Linked DNA regions of Homo sapiens: region 2 is linked to region 1. Evidence: chromatin contacts called from ENCODE Hi-C or POLR2A ChIA-PET data. All regions are on one chromosome and are shown on one strand. Each heading gives the region's core, a stretch centred on a gene start or an enhancer-like site at or near the end of the contact. The rest is flanking DNA. Distances are from core to core; before and after follow the strand shown. Region 1 has its middle 8.0 kb from the start of CBLC. Region 2 has its middle 9.5 kb from the start of IGSF23.

Region 1 (4,362 bases), core at 1,745-4,244:
CATGTATCTGTCACAACCAGGGCTCTGCCACCAAATGACTAAATGACTCAAGGTGAAGTGACTTCACCACACTGAGCCTCAGTTTCCTCACCTGTAAGAAGGGAATCCCCCCGACCCCTTGGGGTTGATGGGTTGTTGGGCATTTAATGAGAGTGTGAGTGTCAGGCACTTAGCCCAGGACCTGGCCCATCATCAGTCTGGAGTGTGTTGGAAGTCCTCTTGTGCTTGTGGGTCTAGGCTGTGGGTGATGTGGCTTTTCGTGTATGAGAAACCGTCCCGGGGCTTGAGAGCTGAACCCAGCACTGAACTTTATAAGTAACTTCTCTAAAACAAGGGATCTGGCCTCTGTACACATGGAAATCCCCACTCAGCCTCCTAGACCTTGGGACTAGGCACATGTCCTTCCACAGTCTTCCCCCTTCCGCTGGAGAAAGGCAGACTCCAAAGATGGAGGAAGGGTCCTGCTTGGGGTCTCCAGCCTCCCAGCCTTCACAGAATTAAGCACTCATAGCCTGGCCAACATGGTGAAACCCCGTCTGTTCTAAAAATACAAAAATGTGCTGGATATGGTGGCACACATCTGTAGTCCCAGCTACTAGGGAGACTGAAGTGGGAGGATTGCTTGAACCTGGGAGGGGGAGGTTGCAGTGAGCCAAGATCGTGCCACTGCACTCCAGCCTGGGTGACAGAAAAATAATAATAATAATTCAATCACTCACCCCTCAACTTCCAAAGCTCCTCATGGGTGACAGTCCCAGCATTCCGGGGACAGCTCTAACGCCAGAAGTCATACCTTCAATGCATTTCTCGGGGCTCCACTCGCTTGTCCTCACCACATTGAGTAAACCCAGAAAGACAGAGGACATCTCTCCTAGATGCGTGTGTGAAATCTGCCAGATTCTAAATGCCTGGGACATTCCAAAAAGTGACTTTAAGAGCATTGGCCGGGCACAGTGGCTCACACCTGTAATCCCAACCCTTTGGGAGGCTGAGGTGGGAGGACAGACTGAGCCCTGGAGTTCAAGACCATCCTGGGCAACATGGGTAGACCCCGGCTCTAACCCCGAACATGGTGGCACGTGCCTGCAGTCCCAGATACTCAGAAGGCTGAGGTGGGAGGATCGCTTAAGCCCAGGAGGTTGAGGCTGCAGTGAGCTGTGACCATGCCACTGCACTCCAGCCTGAGTGACAGCGAGAGACTTTGCCTCAAACACACACACACAGAGTCAGGGGACGGTGGCTTACACCTGTAATCCCAGCACTTTGGGAGGCCAAGGTGAGTGGATTGGCCAGGAGTTCAAGACCAGCCTGGGCAACATGGCAAAATCCCATCTCTACAAAAATTAGCCAGGTATGGTGGCACCCACCAACTTGAGAGGCTGAGGTAGAAGGATTGCTTGAACCCAGAGGCAGAGGTTGCAGTGAGCTGTGATTCAGCCACTGCACTCCAGCCTGGGCGACAGAGGGAGACTGTCTCAAAAAACAAAAAGAAAAAAAAAGAGTGTGAGAGGTAAACAGAACACATCTTTTCTTTTTTTCATTGTTTGTTTGTTTTTTGAGACGGAGTCTCGCTCTGTCGCCCAGGCTGGAGTGCAGTGGCGTGATCTCAGCTCACTGCAAGCTCCGCCTCCTGGGTTCATGCCATTCCCCTGCCTCAGCCTCCCAAGTAGCTGGGACTACAGGCGCCCGCCACCACGCCCGGATAATTTTTTATATTTTTAGTAGAGATGGGGTTTCACCGTGTTAGCCAGGATGGTCTCGATCTCCTGACTTCATGATCCGCCCGCCTCGGCCTCCCAAAGTGCTGGGATTATAGGCATGAGCCACCGCGCAGCCGAACACATCTGTTCTTTAAGTGTGTTTTCAGACCTTCACATAAGCCAGACTTTTACTTTATAGAAAGGGAAACTGTGGCCCAGGGATGGAAGAGACTGACTTGGTGAATCGATAGGTCTGGGATTCCATGATTCACCATAACCAACCGACCAAATCTGTCAGCATTCTTGGGACAACCAGCATCGTGTGCCTCCTGATATCATGTACAGAGAAGGACACAGCATCACTTCTGTAACACTCCTGCCACCAGAATCTAATCACAAGGAAACATCACACAAACCCAAATCAAGGAGACCTTCTCCAAAAGAACTAGCCTATAATCTTCAAAAATGTCAATTCCATGAAAAACAAAGAAAGGCCAAGGAACCGTACCAGACTGAAGGAAACCGAAGAGATGAAAACTTTTTGCTATGACAGATAGTTTGGGGACAGCTGGCAATTTGCATACAGGCTGCACTGTTGGATACTACTGTCACTGAGAAATGTACACTGCTCCTCTGTACTGTGGTGGTGTAAGAGAACGTCCTTACACTTGGAAATGCAACTGAAGCATTTAGAGGCAAAGGGACGTAATGTCTGAAACTATTCTTGCAACTTCTCTGTAACTTTAAAATAATTTCAAAAGAAAAACAAATGATTTCAAAGTAAAAGTCATGGTTTAAGAGTCTGTGATTTTGGCCAGGCGCGGTGGCTCTCGCCTGTAATCCCAGCACTTTGGGAGGCCGAGGCGGGCAGATCACTTGAAGTCAGGAGTTCGAGACCAGCCTGGCCAACATGGTGAAACTCCGTCTCTACTAAAAATACAAAAAATTAGCCAGGTGTGGTGAGATGCGCCTGTAATACCAGCTACTCGGGAGCGTGAGGCACGAGAATCGCTTGAACCCGGGAGGCGGAGGTTGCAGTGACTAGAGTTCGCGCTACTGCACTCCAGCCTGGGCGACAGAGCGAGACTCAGTCTCAAAAAAAAAAAAAAAGAAAAGAAAAGTCTATGGTTTAAGGTTCTGTGTTTCCGAGTATCTCTAAGTCTGTGCATGCATTTGTGGTCAGAGTCTGGGGAGCTGGGGGCGTGAATGGGCTGCTTCAGACACTGCTTTGAGGGTGTGACCAGGACCTGAGGGTGTGGTTAAGGTGTAGGGGTGGGGCTAGGCCCTTGGGGGTGGGACCACAGTCCCAGAGGCGTGGCCAGGGCCTCGAAGGTATGGCCATAGTTTGAGGCGTGGCCGAGAAACTCCGTTCCCAAGGGAGGTGGTAACTCTGTGCTCAGAGCGCCCTCTTGTGGCTATCCTCAGGTCTCCACTTTTTATTCAATAGCTTTATTTCGTTTTATTTTTTTCAACTTTCATTTTAGATTCAGGGAGTACATGTGCAGGCTTGTTACCTGGGTATATTGCATGATGCTGAGGTTTGGGGTACGACTGATCCCGTCACCCAGGTACTGAGCATAGTACCCAACAGTTTTTCAACCCTTGCCCCCTCCCTTCTTCCCTCCCCACTTTAGCAGTCCCCAGTTTCTATTGTTGCCATCTTTATGTCCCTGAGTACTCAACGTTTAGCTCCCACTTACAAGTAAGAATGAGCGGTATTTGGCTTTTTCATCCAGCCTAACTGTTTTATTGAGATATAATGTGTATACCATACAATTTACCTCTTTAAAGTGTACAATTCTGGCCGGGCGCAGTGGCTCATGCCTGTAATCCCACCACTTTGGGAGGCCGAGGTGGGAGAATTACTTGAACTCAGGAGTTCAAGACCAGCCTGGGCAACACAGAGAGACCTCGTCTCTATAAAAATAAAAATAAAATTTTAAAAAGTGTACAATTCAGTGACTTTAGTATATTCACAAAATAGTGCAATTATCACCAGACTTTTTTTTTTTTTTTTTTTTTTGAGATGGAGTCTAGCTCTGTCGCCCAGGCTGGAGTGCAATGGTTCAGTCTCAGCTCACTGCAACCTCTGCCTCCCAGGTTCATGCCATTCTCCTGTCTCAGCCTCCCGAGTAGCTAGGATTACAGGTGCATGCCGCCATGCCCGGCTAATTTTTTATACTTTAGTAGAGACAGGGTTTCACTGTGTTGCCCAGGCTAGTCTCGAACTCCTGAGCTCAAGCAATCCACCTGCCTCAGCATCCCAAAGTGCTGGGATTACAGGCGTGAGCCACCATGCCTGCCTCACCAGATTCTATTTTAAAACAGTTGTTCACCCCAAAAAGAAACCTCATACCCATTAGTAGTCACTCCCTATTTCCCCTCAACACCCTTCCAGCTCTAGACAACCCATAACATACTCTCCCTTTTTTGTATTTTTGGACATAACATAGTTGTACATATTGTGGGGGTACATGTGATGTTTTGATACATGTATACAATGTGCAATGATGAAATCAGGGTAACTGGGATATCCATCACCTCGTTTATCTTTTCTTTGTGTTTAGAACATCACAATTATTCTCTTGTAGCTTTTTTTTTTTTTTTTTTTTTTTTTTGAGATGGAGTCTCGCACCGTCGCCCAGGCTGGAGTGCAGTGGCG
Region 2 (4,212 bases), core at 207-2,706, 170 kb before region 1:
AGGCAGATAGTAAGAGCAACAGAGTCCTTGGTGGAATTCCTCTTTAACAAAAAGCAGCCCCAAAATCATTTCTTTTCTAAACAAAGAGCAGCCTGAAAAATTGAGCTGCAGACATAGATAAGCAAGCTGGAAGCTTGCATGGGTGAATGCTGGCAGCTGTGCCAATAGAAAAGGGCTACCTGGAAGCCAGGTATGTTCAACCTGGAGGCTCCATCTTCCCTTTTGTTTGTTACCACATGTGCGGTTAAAAAAAAAAAAGCAGGCAACATGGCACTGGCCAGGTAGACAACCCATCTGCATAATGAAGCTGGGTGGGGCAGCCAGCTTCTTTGCGCGCTATGCAAACGGCACACTTAGTCCTAACCAGTTCATCATGTGCTATGCAAATGGCACACCTGGTCCGACCAATCTTTCGTGTCCTATGTAAATCAGACACAGCCTCCTCAATCTCATCTATAAAACCTTCTGCATTTCACTGCCAAAGTGGCAACCTATTTTCTCCAGAACCCCTCTCTGTGCAGAGAGCTCTTCTCTTTCTTTCACCTATTAAACTTCCCCTCTTAATCTTACTCTGGTGGTCCATGTCCTAGTTTTCTGTGGCTGTGAGACAGCGAATCTCGGGTATTTACCCCAGGCAATGACACTGTTTCAGTGGTATCTCAAAAAAAATCTAAACGGGTGTGGTGGCTTACGTTTGTAATCCCAACACTTTTGGAGGCCAAGGCAGGCAGATCACTTGAGGTCAGGAGTTCGAGACCAGCCTGGCCAAAATGGCAAAACCCCATCTCTACTAAAAATATAAAAAATTAGCCAGACATTGGTGGCGGGTGCCTGTAATCCCAGCTACTCAAGAGGCTGAGGCAGGAGAATTGCTTGAACCTGGGAGGCAGAGGTTGCAGTGAGCCGAGATCGCAATCACGCCACTGCACTCCAGCCTGGGCAACAGAGCAAGACTCTGTCTCAAAAAAAAAAAAAAAAAAAAAAAGAACCTTAGTCTCCACAACAACTTATCTTATCCCAGACATTCCTTTCTATTGATTCCAGGTCTTGAGATGATAACTTAACTCTTTCAACCAATTGCCAATCAGAAAATCTTTGAATCCATTTATGACCTGTAACCCCTCTGCCCCACTTCAAGTTGTCCCACCTTTCTGGGCTGAATCAGCGTATACCTTACGTGTACTGACTGATGTCTGCCTGTAACTTCTGTCCCCCTAAAATGTACAAAATCAAGCTGTAATCCAACCATCTGGGGCACACATTCTCAGGATTTCCTGAAGCTGTGTCATAGGTCATGGTCCTCACATTTGGCTAAGAATAAATATTTTCAAATATTTTAGAGTTTAGCTTTTTTCATCAACAAATGACATCCTTAGTCCTGGCCAGAAGTCAGAACCAACTGAGAGAGAGAGACAGATCAGCATGTCATCAGTATTTCCTAAGCAATACGCAATATCAGGGAATGTGGCCAAGCTGTGTAGCCCAATGGGTTTGTCATCACCTCCTTTGCTTCCTGTCGCCTCCAATCTAAATATCAACATAGGATGTAAGTTTGGATGCTGGTGATAGATTAAAAATAGCAATGGCTTAAATTCCATAGAAATGAATTTCTCTCTCCTGTAACAGTCCTAGCTGGTATGCAGTTCTGCTTTGTGAGGGTATCATGAGTCTGTGCTCTTCCATCTTGTTCTCTGCTATCCCTATGATGCTGAGCTTGTAAACCAAAAATACAACTCAAAGCCGCCACCTACCACACACCTAAACCATCTGAACGGACTCCCTCCTTGGCCAGGCCACTCCAAATTTAACCTGAAAGACTGGTTCAGCCCATGACGGGTGGGATGGGGGTTGGGGTTGGATGTGCTGAAGCAGGGTTGTTCGTCTTGGGTAATACCCGAGATTCGTTGCCTCAAGCCAATGAAATCAAGGATGTGGACCCACAAGGAGTGAGGTTAGGAGCAGAGGTTTAATAGGTGAAATAAAGAGAAAATTTTGCTGTCTTCTGCAGAGAGAGGGGGGTCCCAAGAGGGTTTTCCGGTCCATGGTGAAGTGCAGGAGGTTTTATAGATGAGTTTGAAAAGGCAGTGTCTGATTTACATAGGGCACAAAATATTGGTCGAACCAGGTGTGCCATTTGTATAGCATGCAAAGAGCTGGTTAGGGTTAGGTGTGCCTTTTGCATAGCTCCTGAAAAAGCTGGCCACCCCACCCCAATCTTTTATTATGCAGATGGGCTGTCTACCTGGCCTGTGCCATGTTGCCTGCTTTTTTTTTACTGTACATGTGGTGACAAAGAAAAGGGAGGATAAAGCCTCCATGTTGAACATACCTGGCCTCCAGGTAGCCCTATTCTATTGGCACAGCTGCCGGCATTCACCCAAGCGAGCCACTACTTTGGTTATCTATGTTTACAGCTCAGTTTTTCAGGATGCTCTTTGTATAAAAGACGTGACTTTGGGGCGGCTTTTTGTTAAAAGGGAAATTCCACCACAGACTCTGTTGCCCTTACTATCTGCCTAAACAATTTCTTTCTAGCTCCTGTATGAGTGCTTCATTATGGCCGCATCCCTTTTGGAGTTCAGGAAAAACAGACCAGCATTTAACATCGACACAGACCTGAAGTCTGATAAGAAACATTTACAATCCATTCTCTCTGAAGGCTGCTACCTGGAGGCTTCATTTGCATCATAAAACTCTGGTCTCCACAACCTCTTATCATAACTCAGACAGTCCTTTCTATTGATAATAACTCTTTCAACCAATTGCCAATAGAAAAATTTTTCAATCGACCTATATGGAAGCCCCTCCCCCACCACTTTCAGTTATCCCACCTTTCTGGACTGAACCGATGTATATCTTAAATGTTTTGATTGATGTCTCGTGTCTCCCTAAAATGTATAAAACAAAGCTACACCCCAAACATCTTGGCCATATGTTTTCAGGGTCACCTGAGGGCTGTGTCATGGGCTATGGTCACTCATATTTAGCTCAGAATAAATCTCTTAAAATATTTTACAGGGCCAGGCACAGTGGCTCATGCCTGTAATCCCAGCACTTTGGGAGGCCAAGGTGGGCAGATCACCTGAGGTCAGGAGTTCGAGACCAGACTGGCCAACATGGTGAAACCCTGTCTCTACTAAAAATACAAAAAACTTAGCTGGGCGTTGTGGTACACCCCTGCAATCCCAGCTACTCGGGAAGCTGAGGCACGAGAATTGCTTGAACCTAGGAGGCGGAGGTTGCAGTGATCCAAGATTGTGCCACTACAGTCCAGCCTGGGTGACAGAGCAAGACTCTGTCTCAAAAAATGTATATATTTTAGAGGGTTTTCATCGACACGCTTGTTCCCAGGGCCCCTAGCGTGTCGCACACTTGTTCCCAGATCCCCCAGCATGTCCCCACTTCCACCTGAAGGTAGGGAAAACAAGAAAGGGAGAACTTTATTGAAGGGCATGACCCAGAAATGGCACACAACTCTTCTGTTCACATACCATTCACCAGAACATGCTCACGTGACTACAGCTGCTGCAAGGAAGGCTGGGAAATTTAGTCTTTATTCCAGGCAACCATTGGCCAAACTTAAACTCCTCTAACTATGAAAGGACTCGTAGATTGGGGAGGCACCACTAGCTTCTCTGCCATATATATTTACAACCCCAATAGTTGCTTCCTCTGCTAAGGCAGGTACATTATCACATAGTAGGAGGAAGCAGACCAAACTGTAGTCGTTCTGGAGACAGGTAAATCCAAAAATGGGAGGAGAGGATCTGAGCCAAGTAAGCTCATTTTCTTCTCCCAGACTCATCAAACTCATAGCAGGGGACAAAAGCCAAAAGTTTTATTCCAACTTCAGATTTCTAACTGGGGCAGTATTAATATTTTAGCTGAGACAAGTTTCTGTTGTATGGGACAGTCCCACCTATTATTGCAGGAGGTTTTGCCCAATAAATGTCACTACTGTTTCATCCTCAGGCATTGTGACAACCAAACTGTAGGAAGATGGGCTGGGCACAGTGGCTCATGCCTATAATCCCGGTGCTTTGGGAGGCTGAGGTGGGAGGATTACTTGAGGCCCTGAGTTCAAAACCAGCCTGAGCAACAAAATGAGATCCCATCTCCACACACACACACAAAATCAAATTGTAGGAAGAGATTTCCAAAACCTCTAGGAGGGGCAGGGGATGCCTTCGACTGGGAAATATAGGGGCATTT

The links. A loop is a pair of places that touch in the nucleus more often than their neighbours do. ChIA-PET counts read pairs that join two places held with the same protein, here RNA polymerase II (POLR2A). Pooled maps may share reads with other maps.
Region 2: POLR2A ChIA-PET joins it to region 1 with 11 read pairs in BJ. The contact joins two enhancer-like sites. A Hi-C loop is called at or near these places in 1 of 50 pooled maps. POLR2A ChIA-PET finds 5 or more read pairs at or near these places in 7 of 52 experiments (A673, BJ, H1 and 4 more).

Annotation. Positions count from the first base shown.
Region 1 is chr19:44,767,742-44,772,103 of GRCh38, forward strand. No RefSeq gene overlaps it. Among named protein-coding and RNA genes, the nearest start is that of CBLC, 8.0 kb to the right of the region's middle. Within about 2 kb of position 2,995, at least 4 of the 41 ENCODE cell types and tissues checked have a DNase peak (open chromatin) inside an H3K27ac peak, as active enhancers do.
Region 2 is chr19:44,601,940-44,606,151 of GRCh38, forward strand. No RefSeq gene overlaps it. Among named protein-coding and RNA genes, the nearest start is that of IGSF23, 9.5 kb to the right of the region's middle. Within about 2 kb of position 1,457, at least 2 of the 41 ENCODE cell types and tissues checked have a DNase peak (open chromatin) inside an H3K27ac peak, as active enhancers do.